Linked DNA regions of Homo sapiens: region 1 is linked to region 2. Evidence: read pairs that join two places in POLR2A ChIA-PET (ENCODE). Cell type or tissue: OCI-LY7. All regions are shown on one strand. Links, peaks and the distances in the headings refer to the core of each region. The heading gives the core; the rest is flanking DNA. Region 1 overlaps STK31 (serine/threonine kinase 31). Region 2 overlaps IGF2BP3 (insulin like growth factor 2 mRNA binding protein 3).

What was found. Peaks named below come from ENCODE experiments on the same cell type or tissue, not always from the same donor. Only the 100,000 strongest peaks of a DNase experiment are listed, where the experiment ranks them.
Region 1: POLR2A ChIA-PET joins it to region 2 with 6 read pairs; 2 of 35 experiments call an interaction of 5 or more read pairs at or near these places.

Annotation. Positions count from the first base shown.
Region 1 is chr7:23,719,623-23,736,298 of GRCh38, reverse strand. STK31 (serine/threonine kinase 31) reads right to left here. Exons shown (of 24, transcript NM_031414.5): 5 at 8,984-9,058; 6 at 7,050-7,208; 7 at 403-761. It also overlaps the pseudogene PCMTD1P3. Among named protein-coding and RNA genes, the nearest start is that of STK31, 18 kb to the right of the region's middle. RefSeq lists enhancers at 11,708-12,235, 12,236-12,763. In OCI-LY7, for the core only: no CTCF peak of the experiment used is centred there; no DNase peak of the experiment used is centred there.
Region 2 is chr7:23,365,538-23,382,213 of GRCh38, reverse strand. All of the region lies in intron 3 of IGF2BP3 (insulin like growth factor 2 mRNA binding protein 3), which reads left to right. Among named protein-coding and RNA genes, the nearest start is that of SNORD65C, 23 kb to the left of the region's middle. In OCI-LY7, for the core only: a CTCF peak has its summit at 12,619; DNase peaks (open chromatin) are centred at 8,333, 8,843, 12,863, 13,663 and 2 weaker places; H3K4me3 peaks cover 4,611 bases; H3K27ac peaks cover 6,205 bases.

The DNA.
Region 1 (16,676 bases), core at 2,837-10,836, 360 kb before region 2:
TTTTATTAAAAAAGTAAAGGCAATTTCCTGAAACTCTTTAAAATATTCCTAAAGCCATAGGAAGAACTTCAAATCTTATCTGAAATTCTGACTTTGCCTGAATAATTCAGATTTAGGAGCAGATTTTTATTTTTGATAAGTGTATTCCAAATAGTTGGCATGAAAAGTTGGTATGTAAACTTTAAAATAATTCAGGAGTTATTTTTCTTTCAAAATAGCTTTTAATGAAAATATCCCTGCTAAAGCAGAGAGGAATACATTTGAGAAAAACAGAAATATCAGCATCAGCCCTTAAAATCACTGACACAGTAAAGGATTCCAAAAGCATAAGCCTTAACTTCTATTCTACTATGACAGGGACCTCTACCATCAATTAGAAATTAGTGAAGACTAAATTCTTACTTTGGAAATGTTATAAGATTGCCTGCATCATTTTCATCCTTCAAGTCAAGAGTCATTTTCTCACTTAAGTGCCCCTTGGGCCTGCTGAAGGTTGACTGGTTTGATCTATGCCCCCACAAAGGAATGGGGCTTTTGAGGTTCCTGAGAACAAGTTGACCAGGATCCAATTTTTTTTCCTCACAGATGTCAGTTCTGGAAGCAAGTCTGCATTTCTCTGCAAATCCTTTCTTAAGCACCTCTTCCCCTATATCCACACTGCCATACTCAGCCTGAGCAATAACTGTTCCATCTTCAGAGGTTGCTTTAATTCTCATTTTTATTTCCTTTTCAAAAATCAAGCTCCCCAAAAAGGTTGTGCCCTAAGAAAGAAGAAAACATAAACCAGCTACACCAACATGTTTCTCTTCCCTTATTTTGTTCCTACCCATTTTTTCCAAGCATCATATTTCTTCATTCTAAAATCTCTATATTACTTTGCTGTTGGCTATAATATGCAAATATGCATCTCCACGTATATGAATGTATTCCAATTACACACTTGCTAAAATCAAGTAGAGCTAAATACTTGTACAGGCAGCCACCTTTATAAATCTAAAAATGTATACTAAGTAAATATCCTAGAATAGTTTTTTTTAACCCAGCAGATTACATTGATTACTTTGGCCCCAACTAAATATAATGGTCTCCTGAAAAGCAATAGCGCATAAAAATGAATCTCTGATATCTAGAAAAGGTACTCGATTTTACAAAACTTTGAAAGTTTTAGAGGCAGAGTCAGGAACTCTGGTTTTAAAGTAAGACGAGCAGAAGCAAAAAAAGCCACAAACCGAAAGCACAAAATACGAACAAATTCTTTAAAAATCAACAAACTGAAATTATAAAATGTGAGGTGTCACAAATACATATTCAAAACTTTGTTTTTCTTCTTTTTTGAGACAGAATCTCACTCTGTCGCACAGGCTGGAGTGCAGTGGCACAATCTCGGCTCATTGCAACCTCTGCCTCCCCGGTTCAAGCGATTCTCCTGCCTCAGCCTCCCCAGTAACCGGGACTACTGGCACACACCACCACACCTGCCTAATTTTTCTATTTTTAGTAGAGATGGGGTTTCACCGTGTCAGTTGAGCTGGTCTCAAACTCCTAACCTCAAGTGATCCGCCCACCTCGGCCTCCCAAAGTGCTGGGATTACAGGGGTGAGCCACCTCGCCTGGCCTTCTACATTCAAAACTCTCTTAAATAGACTTTTGCTTAAGAGGGCTACAACTGTACAACTGGCATATGAGAAATTAGGTGCTTGCTAACTTTGAGCTACTGAATATCTATCAATAGAACTAAGCAAAGATACACCTAAAACATATTTGGGATTGGAACATATTGAGACTTAATTTTAATAAGAACTTATCTACTCCTCCATAAAACTGTAATTACTAAAATTACTTTGACACAATCTAACTGCTCTTCCCAAATTTCTCTAGGTTATTTTCCTGAATTTCACCCTGTGCGTACTATAAAGGAAATTAAAAGTAAGTATTCTTTTTCGGAATATATAAAGCATAAACTTAAAACACAAAATGGGTAGGTACAGCTCAAATTTACTGGTTCACAACTTCCTTGAAATAGGGACATCATCTGATGAAACGTATCTCTCTTAGAAGGTGGAGCTGTATTTTTAGCTACATTCCCACTCTATAAATACAAAAAACAATATAGTTTATGCAAACAAAGCAAACCGAACAGGACATCATACCCGTAATAATCAGACAAACAAGAGTGTAAAAACACACTAAAAACCACAAAATACAAACCGGTCACATTTTTAAAAGAAATAGGGGGTGTGGGGAAGTCAAGGTCCAAGAAACTAAATAACATTTTTAAGAACTATTTTCTCTTCAACTACACAGTAGTATAGAGGGTAAAATTGAGACCGATGTAGGAATTCTTAACCTTTTTGTGGCCATGGGGCTCCTTTATCAGTCAGGTGAAATCTTTGGACTTTTTCTCAGAATGTTTTTAAATGTATGAAATACATAGGATTACAAAAAAAATTATTTCATTGGGACACATTTTTTTTTTATTTTTTTATTTTTTGAATGGAGTCTGGCTTTGTCGCCCAGGTGGGAGTGCAGTGGCGCTATCTCGGCTCACTGCAAGCTCCATCTCCCAGGTTCACACCATTCTCCTGCCTCAGCCTCCCAAGTAGCTGGGACTACAGGCACCCACCACCATGACCAGCTAATTTTTTGTATTTTGTAGTAGAGATGGGGTTTCACCATGTTAGCCAGGATGGTCTCGATCTCCTGACCTCGTGATCCGCCCACCTCAGTCTCCCAAAGAGCTGGGATTACAGGCGTGAGACACCGCACCCAGCTGACACATTTATTTTAACAACAGGTTGAGGATACCTGGGCCTACAAGGATGCATCTGAAGGGGCAGAGAAGGAGACTCAAACTACATATGCTCAAGAATCACCAACTATCACTACCCAAAAAAAAAAAAAAAAAGAATTTTTTAGATGGGGTCTTGCTATGTTTGCTCAAGCTGGTCTTGAACTCCTGGGCCCAAGCAATCCTCCCACTTCAGCCTCCTAAGTAGCTGTGATTACAGGCACACACCCTGTGCCTAGCTGAAAAAATAATTTTTTAAATCCACAAAACACGAAAATACTTTAGGTTAACAAACACACAGGTTTTATAAATTTTTCAAGGCATAAAATTCCTATAATACTTTAGGTTAACAAAAACACAGGTTTTATAAATTTTCCAAGGCATAAAATTCAGAAATACACACATTATATCAAGAGGTTTGAATTCACCAAGAATTCAATATATTATATCAATATATTATATCAATTATATCAGTATAAATAACAAATACAGTCCAGAAGTTATCACCAATCAAATGGGATCAAGCAGGCAAAGCTAACAACCTCAAAATATAACTAACTGAAATATATGTTAGGATTTTAATCAATTAGATGTAGTTTTCCAGTTAACCTCTTTCACATAAAAACCCTTGCTTTCAACTCTTATTATCAAAAGTCTATCTAAAATTCAAGAACAACTTCTGCCCCTAGGAAGTCTTTGAAAATTATTGCTGGTATATGTGGAATTATTAATATTTCAAGAAACCCTGTCTTTGGGCAATACGTGAATTCAAATGGAAATAACCTATTGTCTACAAAAGTTTCAATTACCTAAAGCTGAATGTTCTAAAGGTCCATTACTCCTTGCATAGAATTTTTATGCAGAAATCTAATTTTAGATTTCTCTCTGAATTCAAATTCATTTTAGTTACAGTCACCAATCACAATTAGTATGAAGTGGTTCAAACAGATTCTCCCTGAATCATATATAATCATAAACACAGAACCCTGAACTTGAAATAAAATCTGAGTCTTCCTCAGTTCCAACTAACAAAAAGAATGACAGAGTATATGATACATGGGTGTTTTAATACTATACCAAAAATATGTATGTTTTCTCTTTATATATAATACATATAAACATTTAATTTTTATCATAAGAAATATATTTTCCACTAACCCTTATGAGCTGGAGATATATACCTGCACTTAAAAAATATATTTAGGCATTTAAAAGGTATAAAACTTAACTTTTATCTTTTTTTTTTCAGACAGGGTCTCACAGCCTTGACCCCTCAAGCTCAAGCAATCCTCCCACCTCAGCCTCCTGAGTAGCGGGGACTACAGGCATGCGCCACCATGCCCAGCTAATTTTTTTGTATTTTTTATACAGACAGGGTTTTCCCATGTTGCCCAAGCTGGTCTCAAACTCCTGGACTCAAGCCATCCACCCACTTCAGCCTCCGAAAGTGCTGGGCTTACAGGCATGAGCCACCGCACTGGACAAAACTTAACTTTTTAAAATAAATCTGGTCACTGGTTTAGAACATAAGGCTTTCAATCATTAAAAAAGATGAATGTCACTTTTTAGAAATATATTTCATTCTGTTTTCCAAACTGGTAAGCTTCATTCAGAAACAAGAAAGGATCACTTGCTTTCTACTTTATTCCTCTGAATTCTGCCTGTATATATTAGAAAACAAGCTAAAAGGCCTTTAAATTGTTAAACACAAATTCCAAGCTCTAGCTCTCATTCCCTTACCCTACATATAATTTTTAAAGTCAGGCATGTAGGACTAGTAATGTAATATTCTCTCGATCTTCAGCAAACTACCATTCTGAGCATCAATTCTGACTGTGCTGCAGCATAGCGTGAAAGTGTTAGTTAAAAAAATGTGAAGGAATTTCAGTGCCCAGGACACCTTCTGGAAAAGGGGAAGGAAGGAGGTATTTGTGTTGTTACTGAATCCCTGCTGTTCATCTATTTATTCAAATGTTAGATAAACTAATGCTCATCTAACACCTACCTGGCAGGGAAATTAGGCACAGAAAAGTGAATACTTATCTCTACCAAACTCACTAAGCTTGTAGGGGAGGAAAAAATTACAACTTTATAGGCTTTATATACGGAGTGACTAAAACACCACAGAGGACCGGGTAAGTGGGTATTAGCAAAGACTTCATATAGAAGATTAGAGTTGAGCTTTGGGCTGAGAATTAATAACTAAACACGGACTTTCTAAGCAGAGCTATTCAAGAATAGCTCATTTTTTTCCAGAAAACATTGTGTGCCAATTAGCTTAACTCTAATCAATGATCTTTTTACTGAACTAAGCATCCAAATACAAATGTTTAGCCGGGTGGCTCATGCCTGTAATCCCAGCACTTTGGAAGGCAGAGACAGGGGGATCTCTTGAAGTCAGGAGTTCAAGACCAGCCTGGCCAACATGGTGAAACCCCACCTCTACTAAAAATACAAAAATTAGCCATGCGTGGTGGCGGGTGCCTGTAATTCCAGCTATCAGGAGACTGAGGCAGGAGAATCGCTTGAACCCAAGAGGCGGAGGTTGCAGTGAGCCGAGATCATGCCATTGCACTCCAGCCTGGGCAACAGAGCAAGACTTCAACCCCCAACCAAAAAAAAAAAAAAAAAATATATATATATATATATATATAAATGTTTATATACAGTACCATATATAAAGAATCTTTGAAACATACAAAAACATTCTCAGCTGCAGTTTATTAATTCAGTTCTAAAATTAACTTTTTTTAATGTCTTTTTCCCCCTTGATTCATGTGTGTTTCAATCAACACAAATCTGTGCATTTTACTATGAAAAGAACAACAGACTTGAGTTCTAGGCCTAGCTCTTCCCTAGTTAGCTTCACGACTTGAAGTCATTTAATTATTCTAGACTACAATTTCCCTATATGTAAAACAAAGTGAGAGCAGATAATATTCTAAGGTCCGTAAACAAGATTTTAGAGTTTTATGCATGCAAGAAATCCAAAACAAGCCTCCCCAACCTTGGTCAAAGCATTTATATTAAAGAAGAAAGTAACAAACTTTAGATTTTAAACCAGAAACTTGGGGTGTAATTTTATAATATCTATATTTCATGTTTATGAAAGCCTGAGTTTCATGTACAGAAATGTTTTTTATAAGTAACTACATAGCAGACAAAACTATACCCAACACACCTACAAGATTCTCAAAGAAAAATAGAGGCAATTTTAATTAATTTCTTTATAATGCTTACAATGATTAAACTGTTTTCCACATGAGCTACTTGAGCTGCTATTATAAATAAGAATTACAAATCTGATTACTTTCCAATGTAATATCTCTCACCAGCATTACCATTTACCAAAAGAATCATCTTTGTATAACAGATTTTAAAAGAGGTAGAATTCCTGTAAGACTACCCCTGAAATTATCGAACGTCTTCCAGAATTAGGTTACCAACCCAAAATTCAATGGAAAGTAATATAAACTAGAATCCACATAAGCAAAACATCCACTGCCAATTATTACATCAAACAGTATGAGCCTCTGCCAAAATAATACAATCTGATTAATTATAACCCCATTAATTTCAAATTTGTGGTATTTATGGCCAGGACTAGGTAAAGATCACTTTTATTTAATAAATACTTTCCCAAAACAATTATAGAAATAACTGTATTCATTATTTTCTCCATCATATAAGAGACTATCCTTGGCTGGGCGCAGTGGCTCATGCTTGTAATCCCAGCACTTTGGAAGGCCAAGGTGGGTGGATCACCTGGGGTCAGGAGTTCGAGACCAGCCTGGCCAACATGGTAAAACCCCAACTCTACCAAAAATACAAAAATTAGCTGGACATGGTGGCACAGGCCTGTAATCCAGCTATTCGGGAGGCTGAGGCAGAAGAATTGCTTGAACCTGGGAGGCAGAGGTTGCAGTGAGCCGAGATCACGCTACTGCACTCCAGCCTGGGCAACAGAGTCAGACTCTGTCTCAAAAAAAAAAAAAAAAACAAAAAGAGACTATCCTTTTAAACATTTACATCAGAAGGAAACTATTTACATATATTATATATGTGTATGTCATTCTTATCTGTTCAATGTTTACCTAGCAAAGATGAGCATAAATATATAATTGCTTTCTAATTATAATTCCTATTTTTCACTAATTTATACAGACTTTTATATTAAAGTAAGATTTAACTATACCTACATTTTGTTTCAAGCACATAGTTTTACTTTCATTAGCAAAAATATTTAAAATACGTGACTTGCCTGATCAAACTGGGTAACTTCTTGATCAGAAGGAATGTGTAGTCCCCAAAGTTTATACTTTTTGGCAACACTAGAAAACTGCAGCTCCAAAGGAATTTCAACTATATCAGATCGATTTAGAATTTCAGTATTTCCATAGTCAATGTACCTCACCAGACACTGGAAAAAATAAGAGACAAATACGAATACTGACCCCAGATTAAATGTTTCCAAAGAAACCACCAATTTGCTGCTCTCTGTTAATGACCTGTATATCAAAATAGCATTCTTACCTCAAAATGACAAAATACATTCAGAAACAGATTTCTAATATCTTCAAAATAAAAAAAAAATCCACAGTCCATGAAATTACAGTGATTTCTTTACTTGTTACTAGTTAAATTCCAACAGTACCATTTCTCATTAGGGTGCTTTTTGTTTTTAGACAATTGATATTTTAAATAAACATCAGCCTATGAAGCTTACAGCCCTCTCCTGTTTCTCCTAATGTTAAAATCAATCAACATTCAATTCAATTTCAAGTTGGAAAGAATAAAATCTGAAAAGAAAGGCAAAGTTATCAAACTTCCTTTGACACAATTAAACTCACTCCAGGTAGACCATGTAAACTAATCAGATTCACCACCCTTACCTCCAGCTCTACATCTGTTTAAAAAGTAAAAAAGAAAAATAGTTATTACAAGGTCAAACATCATGCTGCCCTTTAATTTAAAAAATTAAAGCCAACTGAAAAACATATGTAAAATATCATCTCCAGTTGTCAAATTATGGGAGAAAGGTCAATTAGAAAGTTCCATTCCACTAAAATAAACCATTTTCTATGACAGCAAAAAATGAAATTTTTTTAAACCAAGCTATTCAGAATATTAATCAAATTGTCACATCTTAGCATCTTATCACACCAAAGAAAATATTTCTGAAACATACATATTTTTAACTTTTTCTCTTTTATCCTGAACCACTTTCCCTGGTTCAGTAAAAACATACATATTATAATTTAAGTACAGAAAGGAGGTGTAGAAAAAACACCAAAGGAAATCTTACAGAGGTGCTTTCACCCAGCCTGCAATATGCAACTGTCACCAAACAGCTATTCAGAATTCTGTCTCCCTAAATCCTCTTAAAAATCCTCCACAAATTCACAATGTCAAAAAAAAAAAAAAAAAAAAAAAAAAAAGCTTAACACAAAGAAAACTCACCACATTTAACCCAGGCATAAGAAAGTGGCAAGCCAATCATTATTATTAACAATATTCACATCAACTAAATAAAAGATATACCTAACTTCAGAAGAATCAATCAAAATGTTCTTCTCCTACTTATAAAGCTTAATAAAATGAACATTTAAAAGTTACTCAAGAACCAAATATAATTATTAAGATCTGAGGCAGGCTGGGCACAGTGGCTCACTCCTGTAATCCCAGCACTTTCGGAGGCTGAGGCGGACGGATCACCTGAGGTCAGAAGTTCGACCAGCCTGACAAACATGGTGAAACCCCGTCTCTACTAAAAATACAAAAATTAGCCAGTGTGTTGGTGGGCGCCTGTAATCCCAGCTACTTGGGAGGCTGAGGCAGGAGAATAGCTTGAACCTAGGAGGCAGAGTTTGCAGTGAGCCAAGATCGTACCACTGCACTCCAGCCTGGGCGACACAGAAAGACTCCATCTCAAAAAAAAAAAAAAAAAAAAAAAAGAACTGAGGTAAAAATAACTAGTCACCAAAAATAACCTACATATTATATAATCTATTCTTGAATAATCTGAGGTGATTATAAAACAACATGTTTTTTAGCAATTAATTTCTTCTGTGTTTTAATCACTGAACCAGGTATCAGTACTACGAATAAGCAATGAAGGGCTAAATAAGCATCAAATTTTTGAACCACAATAAATATTTCTTAAAGCAAAAAAAAACTGAACACTTAATTTCCTGCCTTTTCAACGCTGATGATTTTCAGTACTTTGCATCTGTACCAACACTGATCTTCAGAAAATAATCCACCATAAATCTACAAAGAGAAAAGAAAGCAAAATTACTTGGCATTTAAAGCATGGTGAACAGATCAGAATAAAGGTTAGCATTTAAGCTCTTCCTATATGTCAATAAGTACTTTATATATAACTCATTTAATTCTCACAATCCTATCAGGCAGGTACTTTGTTTATGCCACTATGTATCCAAAGACATAAACTAGTAAACTGCAGAACCAAGATTCAAACTTCTGACTTCAGAGTTCATTATGCTATTCTGCATCTCCAAAATGAGGAGGGAGGGGTATAAAAAGCAAAAAAAAAAATTTTTTAAGGCACAAGCATCAAACACTTAAAATCACACTATTATAATATCTGAGGCGATAATTGGTACAATTTTTTTTAACATAAACATGGCAAGTACATGCCACGTAAGTCTAACTCTCAACTATAGTGGAATTCATATTTCCTACCAAGCAAGAAAGATTTCATACTTTTTACTTTACGTATAAGGACATTAGTCCTATTAAGTAGATAAAACTAAATTAGATAATATCTTTAATACTGTACTTTATTTTATATCTCAATTGAATGATGTTTAATAAAAGAATAAAGAGAAAATTTATGTACTTTCAATCATTTTCTTTTCTTTTTTTTTTTTTGAGACAGGGTCTCATTCTGTCGCCAGGCCTGGAGTGCAGTGCAGCAGTCATGGCTCTCTGCTGACTCAACCTCTCCAAGCTCAAGTGATCCTCCCACCTCAGTCCCCACGGTAGCTGGGAACATGGGCACGCACCACCACGCCTGGGCTAAGTTTTGTATTTTTTTTTTTTTTTTTTTTTTTTTTTTGTAGAGGCAAGGTCTCACCATGTTGCCCAGGCTGGCTTTCATTTTCTCGAACTTCAAAGTAGCCTTAGCACTACTGGCACTTGGGACCAGATGAGTCTGTGTTGAGTGGCAGAGTGGGGCTGTCCTCTGTCCTGTGCATTGTAAGATATTTACCAACATCCCTTCTGGCCTCTAGACACTAGATGCCAGTAGCACCACTTCCAGTTGTGACAAGCAAAAACGTCTCCAAACACTGTCAAATGTCTCCTGAAGGTGTCTATGATTTAGATGGATATCATTTGGATATCATCCACCAAATCTCATGTTAAAATCTGATTCCCAATGTTGGAGGGGGGCCTGGTAGGAGGTGATTGGATAGTAGAGGCAGATCCCTAAAAACGGCTTGGTGCCATTCTCGTGGAAGTGAATGAGTTTTCACTCATAGTTCCTAAGAGAACTGGTTGTTGAAAAGAGCCTGGCACCTCTTCCTCCCTTTGCTTCCTCTCTCACCATGTAATCTACAGACACTGGCTCCTCTTCACCTTCTAATATTTGTGGAAGCACCCTGAGTCCCTTGTTAGAGTTGTATAAAAAGCAAAAAGACTTTTTTTAGAAGACACAGGCATCAAACACTTAAAATCATACTATTTTAATGTCTGAAGACATAATTGGTATAATTTTTTTAAAACATAAACATGCGAAGTACATGCCACTTAAGTCTAACTCTCAACTATACTATGTTGGAGTTATGCTTTTTGTACAGCCTACAGAACCATGAGCCAAATAAACCTCTTTTCTTTATAAATTACCCAGTCTCAGGTATTTCTTTACAGTAACAAAAATGAAGTAAGCCATGATTGGATTGGGAAGGATACAAAAATCACTGCAGGCTGATAACTACTTTTTTTGAGATAAGGTTTTACTCTGTTGTCCAGGCTGGAGTGCAGTGGCATGATCATAGCTCACTGTAGCCTCAAACTTCTGGGCTCACACAATCCTCCCGCTTCAGCCTCCCAAATATCTGGGGTTACAGGCACACATACCATACCTAGCTTTTTTTTTTTTTTTTTTTTTTTTTGTAGAAACAGGGTCTCACTATGTTGCCCAAGACTGGTTTTGAACTCCTGGCCTCAACCAATCCTCCTGCCTCGGCCTCCCAAAGTGCTGGGATTACGGGCATGAGCCCCCATGCCTGGCCTTAACAGCTTTAAATCATACATTCTCAACTGGGGCAATATCCCTAAGGGGAATAAAAGTGGTCCTTATGGAGAGTTGGAAATCTTAAACACTACAATGGTCTGTAGCCCTCCAAAGTTCAACCCTACTGATAACATAGTTATTATATACTGTATATCTGTAGTATTAAAATATCTGAAGGGGAGAAGGCCCATTAGGCCATTAGGGAGAAAACAGGTCTAAAAATGCTCCTTAGGAGGGAATAATGAGAAAAATGGCTGAAGAATACTGCTTTAAGTTATGGATTATAAAATTAATTTCAATGTATCACTCTGAACTAGGACAAATCCACAGATTTATTTTATGAAACCTAAACACCAAACCTATTCACCAAAACAATAAAGAACACATAAATTCAGACAAACAAATAAATAAATAACAATTCAAAAGCTACAAAGGATAAGTGTATTCAATTCATAATTAACTCCGGTTTCTTCAGCTAACATTAAACAACTAAAGGGCAAGAGAGAGCAGTAATAGTACGGTACTCTCTCTCAACCCTGGTAAGAAGACAGGGGTAAGTAGCAAAAATAGCTGACAATCAACAGTCCTAACCAATTTCAATCCCTGCAAAAGACTGCATCATCTTTAATTAAGGCTTTGTAATAACATCACAATATGATTAATAATTTGGTATAAGGTAAGCGACAGATATGCAATGGTTTATTGCAAACCAGGTGAGGCAGGGCTGGGAACACTTGTGTCCAAGAATAGAGCTGGTACTGTAATGCCTAACCTTGTTTTTACTCTAACTCGCTACTTTAAATTTTGTCCTGTTTGTCTCTTTAATCACCTAGCCTTGCTTCTCAAGTAAGACTCTCTCTAGCTGGGAAAGCCGGACAAACTCCAATTGACCCCTTAATTTACAAGACACTAAGGGCTCCTTACCCAACCTCCTTCCGCAAGGAGTTGACCTGTGTAAGCAGATCCTCAGCATTTCAAAGGAGCCCAATTAACTGATAAGGTACTGGCACAAACAATGTATGAAGTTCCCAGGATTTTTTTCAAAGAGATAACAACATAAAGCCTTGAGTTCCTGTCCGGCATAGCATTTATATCTAATTATAATGAAGGATTTAGAGCCCTGCACCTGGTACCTTGCTTTTTGTAACCATTTGTCTTTTAAATTGTTTATCTCTCTGTAACCATTTGCTTCTTTTGATTCTTGCATGTTTTTACTTCTGTAGAATTACTGCATTTGAGTTCCCCTCCCCTTCCTAAACCAAGGTATGAAAGTTAATCAAGCCCCTTCCTCCGGGCCGAGAGAATTTTGAGCATTAGCCGTCTCTTTGGCCGCCAGCTTAAATAAAGGACTCTTAATTCGTCTCAGAGTGTGGCGTTTCTCTAACTCGCCTAGGTATAACAGTACTCAACAAAGTGAAGAATCTGAAGTTCGTGGCTCTGTTAGTGTAATACAACCACCAAAACATGTAAATCTATCCCAGATAGACTTATCTGTTCTCATGACATAGTGAAAACTATATATTCACTCTCATTGTGCCTGGGCCCAATCTTCTCCTCCCACAACTCCACTATTCATAGCCTATGACCCTTCTACATGGTGGCAGAGGGAGAGAACCATTTAGATCACTAAGGAAAACTGACAAAGTATAATCCATTTATGAACAATCAGAAGTAGCTGATTAATCACTTAATTACTGACACTTGTTTAAATTTTTGATAAGGTAATTAATTTTATATTCAATAGAAGAAAAGGAGTATGTCTTAATTTATAACAATATTAAACACAGTCATAGGTCAGGCACAGTGGCTCACACCTGTAATCCCCCCATAAAAAAAATTTTAAAAATTGAGGAATGAGTTGGCTCCAATGATGGGTCTCAGATGGGCTAATTTTTATAGACATAGTCTCTGAAAGAAATCTGTCAAGGAATCATATAGAGACACTTATCTGCATGCTCATTCTCCATTAATATAGAAAGGAGAATTGGCATTAGACTGTTTCAGCAAATAAAAGTAAAATCAAGATTTATAAAGAAAAGAGGAGAGAGAGGTTCCAAGATGGCCGAATAGGAACAGCTCCAGTCTGAAGCTCCCAGTGTGAGCGACGCAGAAGACGGGTGATTTCTGCATTTCCAACTGAGGTACCGGGTTCATCTCACTGGGGCTTGTCAGACAGTGGGTGCAGCCCACGGAGCAGGGCAGGTATCGCCTCACCCAGGAAGTGCAAGGGGTCAGAGAATTCCCTTTCCTAGCAAAGGGAAGCCATGACAGATGGTACCGGGAAATTCGGGACACTCTCACCCTAATACTGCACTTTTCCAATAGCCTTAGCCAACAGCACACGAGGAGATTATATCCCACGCCTGGCTCCGAGGGTCCCATGCCCACGGAGCCTCGCTCACTGCTAGCACAGCAGTCTCAGATGAACTGCAAGGCGGCGGCGAGGCTGGGGGAGGGGCGTCCGCCACTGCTGAGGCTTGAGTAGGTAAACAAAGCCACCGGGAAGCTTGAACTGGGTGGGGCCCACCACAGCTCAAGGAGGCCTGCCTGCCTCTGTAGACTCCACCTCTGGAGGCAGGGCATAGCTGAACAAAAGGCAGCAGAAACTTCTGCAGACTTAAACGTCCCTGTCTGACAGCTTTGAAGAGAGTAGTGGTTCTCCCAGCATAGACTTTGAGATCTGAGAACAGACAGACTGTATCCTCAAGTGGGTCCCTGACCCCCGAGTAGCCTAACTGGGAGGCACCCCCCAGTAGGGGCAGACTGACACCTCATACAGCCGGGTGCCCCTCTGAGACGAAGCTTCCAGAAGAACGATCAGGCAGCAACATCTGCCATTCCGCAATATTTGCTGTTCTGCAGCCTCCGCTGGTGATACCCAGGCAAACAGGGTCTGGAGTGGACCTCCAGCAAACTCCAACAGACCTGCAGCTGAGGACGTGAAGGTCCTGACTGTTAGAAGGAAAACTAACAAACAGAAAGGACATCCACACCAAAACCCCATCTGTACGTCACCATCATCAAAGACAAAAAGTAGATAAAACCACAAAGATGGGGAGAGACCAAAGCAGAAAAGCCGAAAATTCTAAAAATCAGAGCGCCTCTTCTCCAAAAGAACGCAGCTCCTCGCCAGCAACGGAACAAAGCTGGATGGAGAATGACTTTGATGAGTTGAGAGAAGAAGGCTTCAGACGATTGGTAATAACAAACTTCTCCAAGCTAAAGGAGGATGTTCAAACCCACTGCAAAGAAGCTAAAAACCTTGAAAAAAATTAGACGAATGGCTAACTAGAATAAACAGTGTAGAGAAGTCCTTAATGACCTGATGGAGCTGAGAACCATGGCACGAGAACTACGTGACGCATGCACAAGCTTCAGTAGCTGATTTGATCAAGTGGAAGAAAGGGTATCACTGATTGAAGATCAAATGAATGTAGAGGATCATGCCTGTAGAGGATCAGTTAACGCAGAACTGGACAAAACACTTGGGAAAGGAAAAATATCCTTATTGTGTCATTTGCTCCACTTGTGCAGCCAAGTAAGAATGATAATGGTAAACCAGATTCTGTGGGACTCCCTCCCTGTGCTGTCAGGAATCCACAGGGCTTGGCTTGTATTTACATTCGACGCACACTTAGAAATTTCATAAATGATGAGATGCAGGCCAAGGGGATTCCGCAAAGGGCTCCACCCAAAAGGAAAAAAAAAAAGAGAGTTAAACAGAGAACTAACACATACATATTTGTGGGTAATCAGCTTATTCCTCAGCCTCTGGACAGAGAGGAGGATGAAAAAATGGAAGATAACAAAGAAGAGGAAGAAAAAGATCACAGTGAAGCAATGAAGCCAGAGGAGCCACCTCAAAATTTACTGAGAAAAAAATCACAACGCTGCCCCTTCCTGAATCTTTAAAAGCTTACTTGACATATTTTAGAGACAAATAGTTTAGATCAAGGAGAAAGAATGCCACCAGTAATTCCCTTAGTCTTGAAAATGTAGCGTTTGTTAGGAGTTAAGAGAGAGAATTATTTCTTTCATCAGAGCGAATTATAGTGGAAAAAAGCAAAACTTGTTTCTGTCAGTAACAATAATAATGTAAAAGAATCCCTTTTATAAAATCTATTTTTCTTTAAATCTTGGAAGAATGCTGTTTTAGCTCAGAGTGATATCAAAGTGGAATGAAACAGTAATCAAGACTTGTGTACTATAAATCCTTTTCTGATTCCTTACAGATTTGTAGTGGTAAGGGTTAGATTTAATTTTATATAAGGTTTAAATAATCATCAAGCTTATATAATGTGATCTGAATTGCAGTTGTTTGCATTTCCTCTATAAAAACTTTCTCTAATAAGGAAATCAAATGCTTTGTAGACCTATTTACCTTACTTTTGTTGCAGTCACTGTTGCTGGGATGCTGTACATATATTCCGGGGTAATATATGGGTACAAAACTGTACAAGATATTGAATAATTTAGCTTTAAAAAATCCCACAAATTTTATGAAATTTTACAGTCCTGCTACTTCTGCTTTTGAATCTCTTGCCAGAAGACATGGGTAAAATATCTGCTTCTCTCATTTTAAGAGCACAGCCAAGTGAATTATTAAAATAGAAAGTATACACTTAATACAGCTCTTAGTTTGTATGGACCCTTTACATTTTCAGTATTTTTTCTTTAATGAGGTTATCTTAACTCTCTAGCATTTTAAAAGTGTATTTAGAATTGTTTTTCCTGTAGTTCACTATATAAAGCATTTGGTTTGAAAAAAAAATTGTTACGTGTGACTCTTGATAAGACACAGAAAGAGTGAAAGAGCATGAGTGATGGCCACCTTCCTGGCTGTCTCTAAGTAGCAGGGTAGATATGATCCCAGATGCACTTTAGCAAACGGAACTTCCAACTTATCTGAGTATTTATCTTTGACAAGGTAGGGCTAAGCTTGCCTAGATTTGCTTTGGATCTTTCTAGTATAAGAAATATTCACAGAAATTGTTTGTTTTCAAAATCCTGTTCTGAAACATATCGTAATCTTTGGGACCCATGCCATGTTCATTTCACTTCTTCCCATATTTTTCGTGTTTCTTTTGGTAAAATTATAATGGCTTTCATTTTGTACTTAATATCACACACGTAAACCATCCATCATTTGAGCTTTATTGTAGCTTATCAGTGATAAAAACAGGCAGTAACTGCCATTGTTTGTTTGTTTTCCTAGTAAGGCCTGAAAACAGACATTCTTTGTTAAGAAGGTGTACAATGTAACATATTTACTAGTATTACATGGATTATATATTTCTTAAAGGGAAAAAATTTGAGAGTATCATGGACTACCACCAGCATTGTTATTACAGTAGTTGCTCAGATTTGGTTAAGGAAGCCCAATCAATGTATAGTGAAAGTATTATTATATCTCTGCTAAGATTCAGATATTGTTTCAAAAATCTCAGCTCCAATAATTCCACACACCTAAAAACAAGTGTTTATACTCATCTAAGCATGAAATTGTCCCAAGTAAGTGAGGATATTTCAGTAATGTGAAAGATACTTTCATGGAAGGTATCTGTTTTATACCAGTGGGTGGGGTGGTAGAATTGGGAGTATTTCTACAGTTATTCTTAGATGATTACT
Region 2 (16,676 bases), core at 5,797-13,796:
AGTACAGTGCTGCAACCACGGCTCACTGCAGCCTCAACCTCCTGGGCTCAAGTGATCCTCCCACCTCGGCCTCCTGAATAGCTGGGACCACAGGGGTGTGTCACCACACCTGGCTAATTTATTTTTTGTAAAGATGGGGTCTTCCTATGTTGCCCAGGCTAGTCTCCTGAGCTTGAGTGATTCTCCCGCCTCAGCCTCCCAAGGTGCTGGGATTACAGGTGTGAGCCACTGCACCAGGTCACATAGTGGCATTTTAATGAACAGTGCAAATGTTACATCTTTGCCCAGTGATTACTGTTAATTTTAAACTTTGGACTTTGACGTTAAAAATTAAGTTTTAAGGCCGGGTGCATTGGCTCAAGCCTGTAATCCCAGCACTTTGGGAGGCCGACCGAGGTGGGTGGATCATTTGAAGTCTGGAGTTCGAGACCAGCCCTGCCAACATGGCAAAACCCCATCTCTACTAAAAATACAAAAATTAGCTGGGCGTGGTGGTACGTGCCTGTAATTCCAGCTACTCAGGAGACCGAGGCAGGAGAATTGCTTGAACCTGGGAGGTGGAGGTTGCAGTGAGATGAGGTCATGCCACTGCACTGCAGCCTGGGTGACACAGTGAGACTCCATCTAAAAAAAAAATTAAAATTTAACTTAAAATTTTAAAATCAGCCATCACTTTAATGAACATATAAGCATATACAAGTAGAGAGTATATAATAAATCCTCATGTACCTGTCAACCAGCTTCAAAATTTATCAACTTTCTGTGCTTGCTGGTATGAAGAGCTTTTGAAGAATCATTTTCCTTACAAGGTGGTGACTTTTTGAGAAACGGGTGTAGCCTATTGAGCACTGACTTTAGAGTCACGTAGTGTGGGTTCACATCCTGACTCTTCTCGTATTTCCTGTCCCGCTGGGCATGTGGCCTTTCCTCTTTGAAACTCAATTTTTGCATCTTGAAAACAGGGTTAATATCTGCCTTTGAAGATTGTTCAGATGACTAAGTGGAATAATGTGTGTGAAGAATCCAGTGTGTTTGGTGGCTGATTACTGTGTGGATATAGAGACTTCTGGGAGGAGGGATTTCTCCATTGCTGTGTGGGAGTCCCAAAGTCTATAGCTCTGTGCTAGGGCCTGTTCTAGATACAGCTGTGAAGTTGAGTCTGATTTAGACATGGACAAGTGAATGGCCTTCCACAGTAAAAACAAGCCCCTGGGTTAGGTTGGAGGTGGGTGCTTACTATGGAAGATGGGAGAGAGGTGTATTAATTTATCAGGGCTGCTGTAACTAATTTCCACAAACTGGGAAGCTTAAAACCTAGTTCTGGAAACCAGAAGTCTGCCATCGGGTGCTGGCAAGACTTCCTCCTAGCCTCTAGTGGCTGTGCCCAATCTTTGCTGTTCCTTGGCTTGTAGCTGCATCATCCCAGTCTCTGCCTTTGTAGTCACGTTGTGTTCTCCCTGTGTGTGTCCGTCCAAATTTCCCTCTTAAAAGGATATTAGTCATTGGATTAGAGCTATATTCAGAGGTACTGGTGAATTTTTAAAGGGCGCTATTCATCCCAGTACAGGGAGTTAACCAAGACTGGGGTGATCAGGGATTGTGTCCTAGAAGTAAGAAGACATAGTGTGTTCTAGTTTAAAGGTAGTTAGTAGGGAATCAGTTGGGAGTGGATGAGAGTAATGTATGACAGTCTTGAACCATATTAAATTGCATGGATGCCACTCATCGGCCAAGAAGCATGGTGGGCAGTAGGCCGGGCACGGTGGCTCATGCCTGTAACCCCAGCACTTTGGGAGGCCGAAGCGGATGGATCACGAGGTCAGGAGATCGAGACCATCCTGGCTAGCACAGTGAAACCCCGTCTCTACTAAAAAATACAAAAAATTAGCTGGGCACGGTGGCAGGCACTTGTAGTCCTAGTACTCGGGAGGCTGAGGCAGGAGAATGGCGTGAACCCGGGAGGCGGAGGTTGCAGTGAGCTGAGATCGTGCCACTGCTCTCCAGCCTGGGCAACAGAGCGAGACTCCATCTCAAAAAAAAAAAAAAAAAAAAAAAAGAGGCATAGTGGGCAGTCTCCACGGTTTTTACCTCAAAATTCACAGTGCAGTGGGTATTCTTTTGTATTCACGGCTGAACATTAATTTTGAAATAGCCTTTTTATATTTAAAGACATTACCAAGTTACGACTTTCCCAACCCATCTTAGAAGTTGACATTCAAATTCTCTGCATCCCCTGACCTCTCACCAGTTAGCTGACCATGGCTTGACCTCTCAAGTGCACCTGTGTAAGACTTCACTCGTTAACAATAAGAGATGCATGGAATTGCCCCGTGTATAGCCAGTGCATGGATGTATATTTTGTAGGGACCAAATATAAGCTATAAGAGCATATAGGTTCCAAACCAAGTATGGACTGGGAGTGGCGAGTTGCAGACACAACTCTGGAATCCTGCTGTTGAGGACAGAAGCAGGCACATGGGGAGGAGCAGTTTGAAGACTAGAAAATTGAGATTTTGTTTTGTAGTATCTTTAAACTCCAGGTGAACTTGGTTGGTGAATAGAGCTTCTGTGAGGGCAATTTACTGTTTTATAGAATTGATTTCCTAAAAGATTTGCCATTAACTGAACTGTCTTCTGCTAACCATAACTTCTCCTTGATTATTAATGGACCCCTGTTACTCATTAAAACCTTTAAAATTACTTGAGAATGCCTGCTTCTAGTCCCAGTTCATTCGCAATAGGTGCTATCCAAATTGGTACCCAAATATTTTCTAAACAACATGAAGTGGAATCACATCTGAGGGGTAGGATCTGAGTGAAAAGTTGGATTAATAGAATTCTGGACCAAAAGCAGTACTTGTGGACTTAAGCAGTTTTTTAACTACAGCAGATATAAGAGAACATGGCTGGGATCAAAAAATGCCTTTATCTTGAATACACACTAGCTGAGACAGAGCAACAGTGGGTGTGGGGAAACCTTGGTTTGCCTTGTAGAACTACCTGCTCCACCCCACCAATAAATTTCAAAAGGAAAAAATTTCAAAGACATTTGTAACACTGATAATTTGTCCACCCATTGTTCAAAAGCAGCTGAACTTATTATGAAACACATGTCCATCATAGGAAACAAATGCTAATGGAGGGAGGGACTCCACTAGTCCGCTTTCTTCCATAGAACTCTGACCTTGTCCTAGCAGTGTGTTCAATATGCCACAATGAGTTGGTGTGGTAAGCATCTTTTTTTCCTCTGCTTGGTCTCCAAATAATTCATACATTTGGTTCTGCTCATTCAATTGTGTTTCTCCAGTACTCTTCCGGGGGAGCCTTACGAATAGAAGAGAAGGCCAGGCACGGTGGCTCACACCTGTAATCCCAGCACTTTGGGAGGCCATGGTGGGTGAATCACGAGGTCAAGAGATTGAGACCATCCTGGCCAACATGGTGAAACCCCGTCTCTACTAAAAATACAAAAATTAGCTGGGCATGGTGGCGTGCACCTGTAGTCCCAGCTACTCGGGAGGCTGAGGCAGGAGAATGGCTTGAACCTGGGAGGCGGAGGTGGCAGTAAGCCAAGATCATGCCACTGCACTCCAGCCTGGCGACAGAGCGAGACTCTGTCTCAAAAAAAAAAAAAAAAAAAAAAACAAGCAAAAATTAGCCTGGCATGGTGGTGCACGCCCATAATCCCAGCTACTTAGGAGGCTGAAACAGGAGAATTGCTTGAACCTGGGAGGCAGAGGTTACAGTGAGCCAAGATCATACCACTACACTCCAGCCTGGGAGACAGAGCGAGACTCTGTCTCAAAAAAAAACCAAGAAGAGAAATGTCTATTTTCCTGGCATTTTTTTTTTTTTGAAAACTATCTAAAGGCCAGTGTAATTCAGATTTGATATTTGTTTTCATTTTCTTCCTGATTCTAAAATTATATACTCCTTGTAGAAAACTTGAAAAGTGAAAAGAAAAAGTCTTTCTCCCAATGGCAACATTATTCCGTGACTAATAGTTCAGTTTAATGATTAGGCATTTTTCAACATCGTTGGGTCTTGCATGTATAATTTTATATCCTGTTTTAAACATTTTTAATTTTTTTAAAAATCGAACTATATTTGATGTCATAAAATTCACCTTTCTGAAGCATACAATTCAGTGGTTTTTAGTATAGTCTAAAGGTTTGGAAGTATCACCACTAATCTTAAGACATTTTAATTACTCCCAAAAGTAACCCTATAGCCATTAACAGTCACTTGCCCCTCCTATCTTCCAGTCTCCTCCCAGGCCCTAGAAACCACTAATCTACTTTCTGAGTCTCTAGCTTTGCCTATTGTGGACATTTAATATAAAAGGAATCATATATATGTGGCCTTTTATGTCTGGCTTCCTTCACTTAGCATAATATTTTCAAGGTGCAGCCAGATTTTAGTAGGTACTTCATTCCTTTTTATGGCTGGGTAATAATTATTGTGTGAATATACCACTTACTGTTTATCCATCCAGCAGCTGATGGACATTTAGGTTGTTTCCATTGAATGATGCTGCTCTGAACACTGGTGTACATGTTTTTGTGTAAACATAGATTTTCAGTTCTTTTGGGTGTATACCCAGGAATGGAATTGCTAGATCATATGGTAACTTTTTGAAGAACAACCAGACAGTTTTCCAAAGAGGCTGTACCATTTTACATTCCCACCAACGATGTCTGAGGGTTCCAGTTTCCCTATATCCTTTGCCTAAACACTTGTTATTATTTGTCTTTTCAATTATAGCCATCCTAGTGGGTGTGAAGCGATAAGTCACTTTAGTTTGATTTCTGTTACCCTACTGACTAATGATGTCGAGCATTGTTTCATGTGCTTATTAGTCATCTGTATATCTTCTTTGAGGAAATGTCTATTCACTTCCTCTGCATAAAAAAATGGGTTATTTGGCCTTTTAGTGTTGAGTTTTAAGAGTTCTTTGTATATGCTAGATGTAAGTCCCTTATCAGATATATGATTTGCAAATATTTTCTCCCATTATCTATGTCTTTGCACTTTCTTGATAGTGTTCTTTGAAGCACAAAGGTTTTATTTTTTTGTTCTTTTCTTTTTAGCACAGTTTTTTTTTTAAATTTTGTCATAAACATTATGTAATTGGACTCCTTAAGTTTATAATGGATGTTTTTTCTGTTCTATGTGTAACTGGTAATTTACTTAACCATTCCTCATGTTTAACCATTACCACAGTTGTGAACATATCTGTGGATGAATTTACACCCACATTCCTGCTGATTTCTTTAGTGACAATTGAACAGAAATAAAATTAGCAGGTCAAAGATTAGCAATCTTTCAAGGTTTTTTTATTTAGTTAGTTAATTTTGGTCTTTGAGACAGGTTTCGCTGTGTTGCCCACGCTGATCTTGGCTCATTGCAGCCTCCGCCTTCTGGGCCAAGCCAACCTCCTGCCTCAGCCTGTCGTGTAGCTGGGACTACAGGCATGCACCACCATTCCCAGGTAATTTTTTGTATTTTTTGTAGAGATGGGGTCTTGCCATGTTGCCCAAAATGGTCTTGAATTGCTGGACTCAAGCGATCCGCCTGCCTCGGGCCTCCCAAAGTGTTGGGATTATAGGTGTGAGCCACCGTGCCCAGCCTCAAGGCTTTTTCTTTCTTTCTTTCTTTTTTTTTTTTTTTTTTCTTTGGGAGATGGAGCCTTACTCTGTTGCCCAGGCTAAAGTGCAGTGGTGTGATCTTGGCTCACTGCAAGTTTTGCTTTCCCGGTTCAAGCCATTCTCCTGCCTCAGCCACCCGAGTAGCTGGGATTACAGGTGCCCGCCACCATGCCCGGCTAATTTTTGTATTTTTAGTAGAGATAGGGTCTCCAAACTCCGGACCTCAGGTGATCCGCCTGCCTTGGCCTCTCAAAGTGCTGGGATTACAGGCGTGAGCCACCGCGCCTGGCCTCAAGGCTTTTTTTAATTGCTAAATTTATTTTGAGAAATATCTCAAGTAACACTCCTCCCAGCAGAGTTTAAGACTTCTTCCAGTGATCCCTTGTTAGTGCTGTATGTTGATGTTAGCATCTGTTAGCTGTGATTCCTTTGCCCTTTTGCAAGTGGAGCTGCTGTGTTTTCCCAAAATTATTTGTGTATTTTAAAGTCAGTTTTACCAAATCATGTGTTTTCATGTAGTGTGGTATTCTTAACTGCACCTATTGATGGGATGTTGAGAACTGCTCATGCTAAATTCAATTCTATAGCATAAGTCGGTAGTGAGAGATTGAGTTTTCTTTTTTCCCTTTATTGAACTAGTTTAGGAATTTTATTATAAGGCCCCATAGAGCCAGAAGGATAACTGCTGCACACCTGAAGGACTAATTCTTGTAGGAAACATTCCTATCATTATTGACTTTGGAATCTACCTCTTCTCCTCCTCCAGTTGCTTTTATTCTTACTTTTAAACTAAGCTTTAAATAGGGGTAGTGGGTAAAATGCCAGCATCTGGGATGGTCTGCTACTGCTTTTGGAGACCATACAATCGTGGACATTTATCACCTCATTTAGAAAATTCACTTCTTATTCTGTGATTTTACCAGAATTATGTTTGGAGTTGTAATCAGGCTTTGTTCTGAACTGCTGTCTTTCCCTTTTTCTCTAGTAATTTATAGCTGTTTGGAGTGGTATTCCTGCCTTTCTGCTAAAGGAGTAAGCTAGTTACTAAAACTGGTGTTTGCTTCTAGGATTCTCTAGCCTTTGCATTTTGTTTTAGCGGCGAAAAGCCTAGAAGGGGGCCTGGGCAGTCAGTGCTGTCCTAGTTCTTTGCTTGACTCCCCCAGACTGTGTGGCATGTTGGGGGACCCTATGCCTGAAGGGGGTGGAATGAAAGAAAGATAGCAGATCAATAGCTGGGACTCCCACCTATTGAATTCCATGTGGCAGTTCCAAAGGTTTGCATTTACCAACACGGATGGATCACCAAGATGACAGATTGGGGTGGTGGGGGAGGGTAGCAAGATAAGGAATGTCATACTTAAGCAAGTTACTTAAAATCGACCTCAGTTTATTCATATATGAAATGGGGATAATTGCTACATTCTGAGGCATAAATAAGATGGATTATATAAAATGTTTAAAACAGTATTTGACACTCTAGTGTGAAAATTTAAAACTCAACAAATATTGCTCTTTGGGTATATATGTGAATATATGAGCATATACACATACCTTTTTAAAAATTGAGAAATTCACATAATATAAAATTGTTGCGGGAAGTCAGGGACCCTGAACGGGGGGACCGGCTGAAGCCTTGGCAGAAGAACATAAACTGTGAAGATTTCATGGACATTTATCACGGAACCTGCCGACATGTGATGTCTCCCCCAGACACCTAGCTTTAAAATTTCTCTCTTTTGTACTCTGTCCCTTTATTTCTCAGACCGGCCGACACTTAGGGAATATAGAAAAGAACCTATGTGAAATATCGGGGGTGAATTTCCCCCGATATCAAATCATTTTCTTTTTATACTTTTACTTATTTATCATCATCATCATCGTCACTATTGGAGACAGAGTCTCACTCTGTCACCCAGGGTGGAGTGCAGTGGCGTCATCATAGCTCACTGCATCCTCCTAACTCTGGGTTCAAGCAGTCCTACCACCCCAGCCTCCCGAGTAGCTGGGAGTACAGGCACTCACCACCACATCTGGCTAATTATTTTTATTTTTGTAGAGATGGGGTCTTTCCTATGTTGCCCAGGCTGGTCTCAAACTCTTGGCCTCAATTGATCCCTTGCTTCAAGTGATAACTTGGCCTCCCAAAGAGCTGGGATTATGGATTTGAGCCACCATGCCCAGCCTCTACTATACTATTTTTATATAAGGGACTTGAGCATCTGTGAATTTTGGTATCCAAGGTAGGGGGTTGCTGAAACCAATCCCTCACAGATACCGAGGGATGACTGTTTATATGTACCATGTTTTGTTTTATCCATTCATTAGTCAGAGGATGCTTGGGTTGCTTTCACCTTTCAATTATTGGCTATTTTGAATAATGCTCCCATGAACATGGGTGTAGAAGTACTTCTTTGAGTCCCTGTGTTCAGTTCTTTTGGACGTATACTCGGTTAGTGCATTTGTGTTGCTGTAAAGGAATACCTGAGGCTGGGTACCTTGTAAAGAAAATAGGTTTATTTGGCTCACAGTTCCTCAGGCTATACCAGCATGGCTCCAGCATCTGCTCAGCTTCTGGCAAGGCCCAGAAAGCATTTACTCATGGTGAAAGGTAGAGGGGAGTGGGCATGTCACATGGCATGAGAGGGAGCAAGAGAGAAAAGGAAGTTCCAGCCTCTTTTAAAACAACCAGATCTCATGTGAGCTCACAGAGCAATAAATCACTTGTTACCTCAAGGATGGCACCAAGCCATTTATGAAGGGTCTGCCCCCATGACCCTAACACCTCCCACCTGGCCCCATCCCCAACACTGGGGATCGCATTTCAGCATGAGATTCGAAGAAGACACAATGTTCAAACCATATCAATACCCAGAAGTGGAATTGCTGGATCATATGGTAGGTCTATTTTTAATTTTTTTTGAGGAACTGCTGTACTGTTTTTCATAGCAGCTGCACCATTTTATCCAGCAATGTATGAGGGTTTTGATTTTTCCACATCTGTGTCAACACTCATTATTTTCCTTTGTTTTTCTTTTTATGATGCCCCTTGAATCATATTTTCCTTCTTTTTAAAAAATTATGGCCATTCTAATGGAGGTGAAGTGGTATCTCCTTGTGGTTTTGATTTACATTTCCCTAATGACTAATGGTGCAGAGCGTCTTTTCGTGTGACACACACACTTCTAAAAACACCTGGAGAGACCCCACCAAAGCGACAGTGGTTTCTTCTAGGGGTTGGGGGAAGTCCCTGTTTTGAAAGCAGGTGGTTCAAAAACCACCTAACATTGAACTATTTTGAATGTTTTTATGAGCATTTCTGTGAGTAAAATGTAGCACAAGTTAATGCTGGCTAGTACCTTCTTCTGACTAAGATGTATAGAAGTATCGTATTTAGTACTTGGAACATGAGCAAGGGGATACATGGGAGTTAATAAAGCTCTTAACCTGCCTATGGACAGATTTGATTTTCTAGTGCAGGTAATGGCCGAGTAAGGATTGAACTGGTTTCCGTCGGTGTATTTATATTTTATTTAAATTGCATAGGGAAATGAGGCAACTTATTAGACCAAGTGATTAAGAGTATGGGCTCTGGAATCTGTGAGCTGGAGTTTGAATCATTTCTCCAGCATTTATCTGTCCAAGTTCTGACACTGTGAACTTTTCTGTGCTGCAGCTTGCCCATCTATAACATGGAATAATGTTGCCTCATGGGATTGTGTGGATTTGAGTTAAAGTAGATAAAGCATTTGGGACAATGCTGCTGCCAGAAAGCACTCAAATGTTAGCAGCCCTGATTCATGACTGAACGAAGGCTGGTGTGGTTGGAGAGAAGAGAATGGCCTTAAAGGATGAGTGGAACACGGCCTTCAGGGCACTTGTTAGGGATCTCTTAGAGTTTATAGTAGGGTGTGACTTGTTCTGCTCGGCTTTTAAAATCAGTCTAGTTCCGTATTATTCTAAGTGAAGTAACTCAGGAATGGAAAAACCAAACGTCGTATGCTCTCACTCATAAGTGGGAGTTAAGTTATGAGGATGTGAAGGCATAAGAATGATACAATGGACTTTGGGTACTCGGCGGAAAGGGTGGGAGGAGGGTGAGGTATAAAAGAGTACATGTTGGGTACAGTATACACTACCTGGGTGATGGGTGCACCAAAATCTCAGAAATCACCACTAAAGAACTTATTCACGTAAGCCAGACACAGTGGCTCACACCTGTAATCCCAGCACTTTGGGAGGCCAGGGGGGGCAGATCACGAGGTCAGGAGTTTGAGGCCAGCCTGGCCAACATAGTGAAACCCCATCTCTACTAAAAATACAAAAATCAGCCGGGGGTGGAGGCACGTGCCTGTAGTCCCAGCTACTTGGGAGGCTGAGGCAGAAGAATCGCTTGAACCCCGGGTGGCGGAGGTTGCGGTGAGCCAAGATCGTGCCACTGCACTCCAGCCTGGGTGACAGAGTGAGACTCCATCTCAAAAAAGAAAAAAAAAAAACTTATTCATGTAACCAAATACCACCTATTCTCCAAAAACCTATTGAAATAAAAAATAAATTAAAAATAAAAATCAGTCTAGCTCAGCATTGCCAAAGAGAAACATAACGTAAGCCCCTTAAGCTCTGGATTCGGTTTTTCCACTGTGACTTCAGTGTGGCTGGATTGTTGGACTGTTCTCTCTCAGAGAGTCCAGTGTGGCCGGATAACTTGGACTGTTCTCTCTCAGAGGCTCTGATCACATGACTCCTAGGAGTCCTAAAGCATCATCTCCTCCCCATGTTAGAGGATCTAACTTGTGAACATTGAAAGTGGCTAGAAAGTTGGGACGCTTTGCTCCGTGTGGTATGATGGAGGCTGAGCTTCCCTCTGGGGCTTTTCGATGATAAAGGGGATATGCAGCATGGTTTACAATCTTATTAATGGTCTGGTCTGTGGTGCTGGCTTTCTTAACTTGACAGTCATTTTCACACCAGTGTGAGGAATGGTTTGAGTGTTATCCAAGTAATTACGGTGCTAACATTTTAGAGAAATATACATTAAGGTGGATATTTCTTTATTTTGTTTTAGAATTATATATCAATATTTAACTGGAAATGATTATTTGGAACCTGCAATACAGATTGTTCTTCATTTTGTAATATAGCCATTTCTCACAAATAGATGTAAAAGAACAGTTCCTGAGATGATCTTGCCCATGACAGATAAGTAGTTCCTGTTTGTATAAACTGTGCTGAGCTGTTTGAAGGATGTTCCCTTCATCTCCATATCCCTAGCGCTAAGGGTGATTCTGTGGAGACTTTTTGCCTCTCTTGTTGCAATGAGTAGTAGTCAAGGTGACTCCTTTCTAGAAACCCCTCCCCAATGACTGACATTGGCTTTGGTGCTTGGAAGGGTGTGTGTGTGTGTGTGTGTGTGTTGGCAAGGTGTTTGTTGGGGCAAGTAAGCATTAAATATCCCGCTTTGCATTTTATTAATACTTTAATCTCACTGTGATTTTTGTAATGCTTGTTCCACTTCTATATCTTTTGTATAAATTCCTGACAAATACCTGTTTGCTTATATTATTATGGACTTTTAAAGACACCTAGAACTGGCTGGGCGCAGTGACTCACGCCTGTAATCCCAGCATTTTGGGAGGCCGAGGTGGGCACATCACTTGAGGTCAGGAGTTCGAGACCAGCCTGGCCAACATGGCAAAACTCTGTCTCTACTAAAAATACAAAAAATTAGCTGGGCGTGGTGGCACACGCCTGTAATCCCAGCTTCTCGGGAGGCTGAGGTGGTAGAATGGCTTGAGCCCAGGAAGTGGAGGTTGCAGTGAGCTGAGATCACACTGCTGCACACCAGCCTGGGTGACAGAGCAAGACTCTGTCTTAAAAAAAAAAAACAAAAAAACCAAAAAACCTAGAACTAGCTTCCTTTGCCCTGTAGAACAAAAAAATAGTGTGACTCCTTTTTAACCTTTTATTGTTCATCACAGATCCTGAGCAGTGAGTTCAAAGGTAAGACATGGCCCCTTCCCTTATGAGGTTTATGGGATAGTGCAGCTCTGTGTTAGAGCCACATTGAAGGAGTAACCCATTTCCAGAGAGATTTTCAGGATATATATTGGTACACAGACTATAATGCCCGACATTGTTGTTCCATCTTCTGAAACACATAAGGCAAATGTAACAGTCAAATAAAAAAGATTTGGAATCTAAGATCGTATGTATGATAAATTACCTGCCAGCTTAAGCATGGAAGTCAGTGTGACTCTGAAAACTAGATTACTGTGACACACCTGACAATCACATCACTATGGTTAATAATCACTAGTCTAGTGGGAAAATAAAGATCAGGAAAGAGATTATAAAGTGACATTGCTTTCATTTCCAAGAATGGGTATTAGGGAGATGACGAGAGAGGTACTTTACCCAGTTTTGAGGGCGTGACTAGAGCATAGGTGTGGGAAGTATGTTGGATATATGGAAGAGAGAAGTAGTACCAGGTAACTGACAACCTCTTATGCCATGTTGAAGTTTGGACAAGTTATACTGGCAATTTGAAACCACAGAAGGGTAGTAACTGCTGGCAGGAGGATATAGTCATGGAGTGTTAGGCTACAGGCAAGCATGCTAATCAGACTTGGTTCAGATAGCCCAGGAGTGATGGGACTTGAGCAGTGGGTATGCAGAATAAGCAGTCAGCAGAAGGCTTATCTGCAGAACATAAATTATCTACCTCACGCCCATAGTGGTATCAACTAAAATACAGCCAGTTTTGTGAGGGAGGTGGGGATATATCTGGTATGTGGCTGAGAAAATCTGATCACGTTGCAGGTCAAAGACAGTTTTTTAAACTGTCTTTATTGCAGTGATCTCTATATGTGTCAATAAACTAGGCTACTAGATTGAAGAGAAGCATGAAGAAACTTGTCATGATGGTGATAGTTTAGTGAGTGTATACATAATGTCAAAGTGAATCAAATTTCTTGCAGTTTATTCTGTATTTCAATGATACTGTTACTGAACCAAACTGGTTCTGTTTGTCCATGTGCAATGGAAAGCAAACACCAAAGCATAGGTTCTTTTGTAAAGAGAAAAGTTCGTGGTAAGACTGTCAAGCAAGGAGACAGTCAGGTTCAAATCTGTCTCCCCCAGCTGGGGGCTGGGACATATTTTATAGACAGAGGGTAATGAGGTATGATCTGATTGAATCTTACAATGATGTGATGCCAGGAGGTGTGATCTGACTGGATCATACCAGGAGGTGACACCAGGGCTCAATCTGATTGGATCATGGATCATGTCATGTGGTGTCCACTTCTTAATTTGGTCCTGTCTCGGTCCAGGCACTTAGGTTCTGCTTGTGGTTGCATGCGTGGTTCATCTGGACAGGCTCAGGTTACAGAACTTGCAACCTGGGGATCCATGGCAACTGAAGAACAAATCACCATTTTGTCACACAAAGCTGAACCAGACTAGGCCGGTTCTGTGGATGATGCTTGGCCAAAAGGCCAAGAAGTGATCAATAATACTTCAGAGTTTAAAAGGCAAAACTAGGCCATTACCTGGTAAAGTTGCTTTTAGTATTTTTTTAACAGCTTTATTGAGATATAATTCACATACTATGCAATTCACCATTTAAAGTGTACAATTATTTTTTTTTAAGTTTTTTTTTCTTTTTTTTTTGAGACAAAGTTTTGCTCTCGTGGCCCAGGCTGGAGTGCAATGGCGCCATCTCAGCTCACCACAACCTCTGCCTCCTGGGTTCAAGTGATTCTCCTGCCTCAGCGTCCCGAGTAGCTGGGATTACAGGCAAGCGCGACCACGCCCGGCTAATTTTGTATTTTTAGTAGGTGCGAGGTTTCTCCATGTTGGTCAGGCTGGTCTCAAACTCCTGACCTCAGGTGATCCGCCCGCTTTGGCCTTCCAAAGTGCTGGGATTACAGGTGTGAGCCACCGCGCCCGGCCTAGTATGTTAATAGATACGTGCAACCATCACCACATTTTTAGGACACCTTCATCACCTCAAAAAGAAACATTTAACTGTCACCCTCCACTTTCACTTTCCTCAGCCCATAGAAACCACTAATCTACTTTCTGTCTATCGTAGAGTTCCCTATTCTGGACATTTCATACAAACAAAAATCATATAATAAGTAGTTTTTTGTGACTGTTTTCATTTAGCATAATGCCTTCTTTTCTTTCTTTCTTTCTTTCTTTCTTTCTTTCTTTCTTTCTTTTTTTCTTTCTTTCTTTTCTTTCTCTCTCTCTTTCTCTCTTTCTGTCTTCGCTATACTAACAAGGTAACCATAATACTTTCAAGGTCTGTCTGTTGCAGCATGTATAAGTACCTCCCTTTTATGGTTGAATAATATTCCATTGTACAAATATACCACATTTTGTTTCCATTCATCAGTCAGTAAGCATTCATTCGGGTTGTTTCTACTTCAGACTATTATGAGTGATCTTAATTTTGTACCATTACATTCAGGAAGTGATAATCTTTGCATTTTTCATGTGATTCTTTCTGTACTGTTTATACATTTGAATGAACTTTGTTTTTTTGTTTTTTTTTGTTTTTAAATAGATGGAGTCTCTATCTGTTGCCCAGGCTGGAGTGCAGTGGTGCAATCTCAGCTCACTGCAACCTCTGCCTCCCGGGTTCAAGGATTCTTCTGCCTCAGCCTCCCGAGTAGCTGGGACTACAGGTGCGTGCCACCATGTCCAGCTAATTTTTGTATATTTAGTAGAGATGGGGTTTCACCATGTTGGCCCGGCTGGTCTCAAACTCCTGACCTCAAGTGATCCACCCACCTCGGCCACCCAAAGTGCTGGGATTACAGGCGTGAGCCACCGCGCCCAGCCGTGGATGAACTTTTTTTTTTTAAAAAGGCTGAACATTTGAGGGTTTCACGTCCTAAATACATAACGGGGGAATTCTAGAAAGACATTTTCTATGAGGCTTTACTTTGCATTTATACCCCTTCCTCCCTCCCCTGTCGTTGGAATTTAAACTTACCTAAGCATAGAGAAATGTTTCCTTTCTGGTTTAAGATTTTATTTAGGTATGGGAACTTGTGAAAGTGTTGGAAATATAGAGTGGAAAGCTTTTTGTTTTTTTTCGTGGTTTTTTTTTTGGCCTTTAAGACTGTTTAAAAGAAGTATTTGTGGCTGACATAGAATGATTAGCAGTACTGAGAGGGGACAAGAATCTAGGAGACAAAAACAGGTGCATAAGTAGCTTATGTGACAGGTAACAGGAACACTGTCTTATCTTCCTGTTTAATGCAGAATTAAGCAAAATGCGGCCGGACACTGTGGCTCACACTTATAATCCCAGCATTTGGGAAGGCTGAGGCAGGCAGATCACTTGAGCTCAGGAATTCGGGACTAGCCTGGCCAACATGGCAAAACTTTGTCTCTACTATAATACAAAAAGTAGCCAGGCGTGGTGGCACATGCATGTAATCCCAGCTACTCAGGAAGCTGAGGCACAAGAATGGCTTGAGCCTGGGAGGCGGAGGTTGCAGTGAGCCAAGATCATGTCACTGCACTCCAGTAAGACTCTGTCTTTAAAAAAAAAAAAAAAAAAAAAGCAAAATGTGAGAACTTACCAAGTGTAAGTTGTATTTATTCTTTGAGAGTTCAGTGGGCTGGAGTGGCATGATACCATTTGATAGGCCTTGATATAAAAGAGCATATTCAAATAATGGCCTGCCTTAAGATTGATGGGATTACTATAGTACAGTTCAAGTCATTTGGGGGTTGGAAATCCTTTTGAGATTTGGGAATCTTATTAGGCTATTGACAGCCCTTTCCCTATTCTGTTGTCATTACTTCCAAGCCTTGTACATGAAACTTTGAGTAAGACATCAAAGATCCACTGAAATCCATCTATGGGGCTATGTAAAATCTCCTAAGTTGTGTTGTTAAATTTTTTCCACAGCTAGGTACCAAGATTGATTCTGCACCTATTTCTTCTAAGGATTAGAGGGGTTTTTTTGCTTGTGGTTTTTTTTTTTTTTTCTTTTTTACTTTGTTTTAAAGCCATGCTTGTTGAAGTATTATTCACAGACAATAAAACTCACCATTTAAAAAAAGTGCACAGGATTGTAGTTTCTAGTTATCTTTCTAAAGACTTTACATGGCCAGGTGTGGTGGCTCACACCTGTAATCCCATCACTATGGGAGACCAAGGTGGGTGGATCACTTGAGGTCAGGAGTTCGAGACCAGCCTGGGCAACATGGTGAAACCCCGTCTCTACTAAAAATACGAAAATTAGCTGGGTGTAGTGGTGTGTGCCTGTAATCCCAGCTACTTGGGAGGCTGAGGCAGGAGAATCGCTTGAACCTGGGAGGCAGACGTTGCAGTGAGCCAAGATTGCACCATTGTACTCCAGCCTGGGTGATAGAGTGAGACTCTGTCTAAAAAAAAAAAAAGATTTACACGGAAGTTGACAACCAATAGCATTTATCTATTCTTAGGAATAGAATATTTAACTATACAGGCAATTTTGTTTTGAATATATGCAGTGAAAATTTTAATGTATATTTCTACTTGTGTGTGTGTGTGGTTTTATAACTTTAACATATTTGATGATCGGTGGCTAGTTCTCATCCTCATTGACTGACTATAGATTTTTGAAAGTGGTAACAGGTACATAGGTAATCAAAATATGGAGCTCGTTTGGTGAATCTTCATTTTCATTACATTTCCTGGACAGCTGTTCACAGATTGTGGTATAGGACGTTCCTTATTCCTTTGGCCCAGACAACTTTGTTGAGCCTCATGTCAGTGAACACATCTCCTTCATAACAAATTTCCAGATCTCTTTGAATGCCCAGGGGCAGTCTTCTTGAAGCCCACTCCATGGATACCCTTGTAAATGATGATGCATTCTCAGGTCATCACCTTGTTGGTGGCAGAGCGGCCCTTCTTGTCACAACCCTTCTTCGTAGAAGCCATTCTACCAGGCCTAACTTGGAAAGGAAGAGCATGAAAGGATTGTCCCCCGATTTTTTTTAAGTTAAAAAATTTACCTGTAT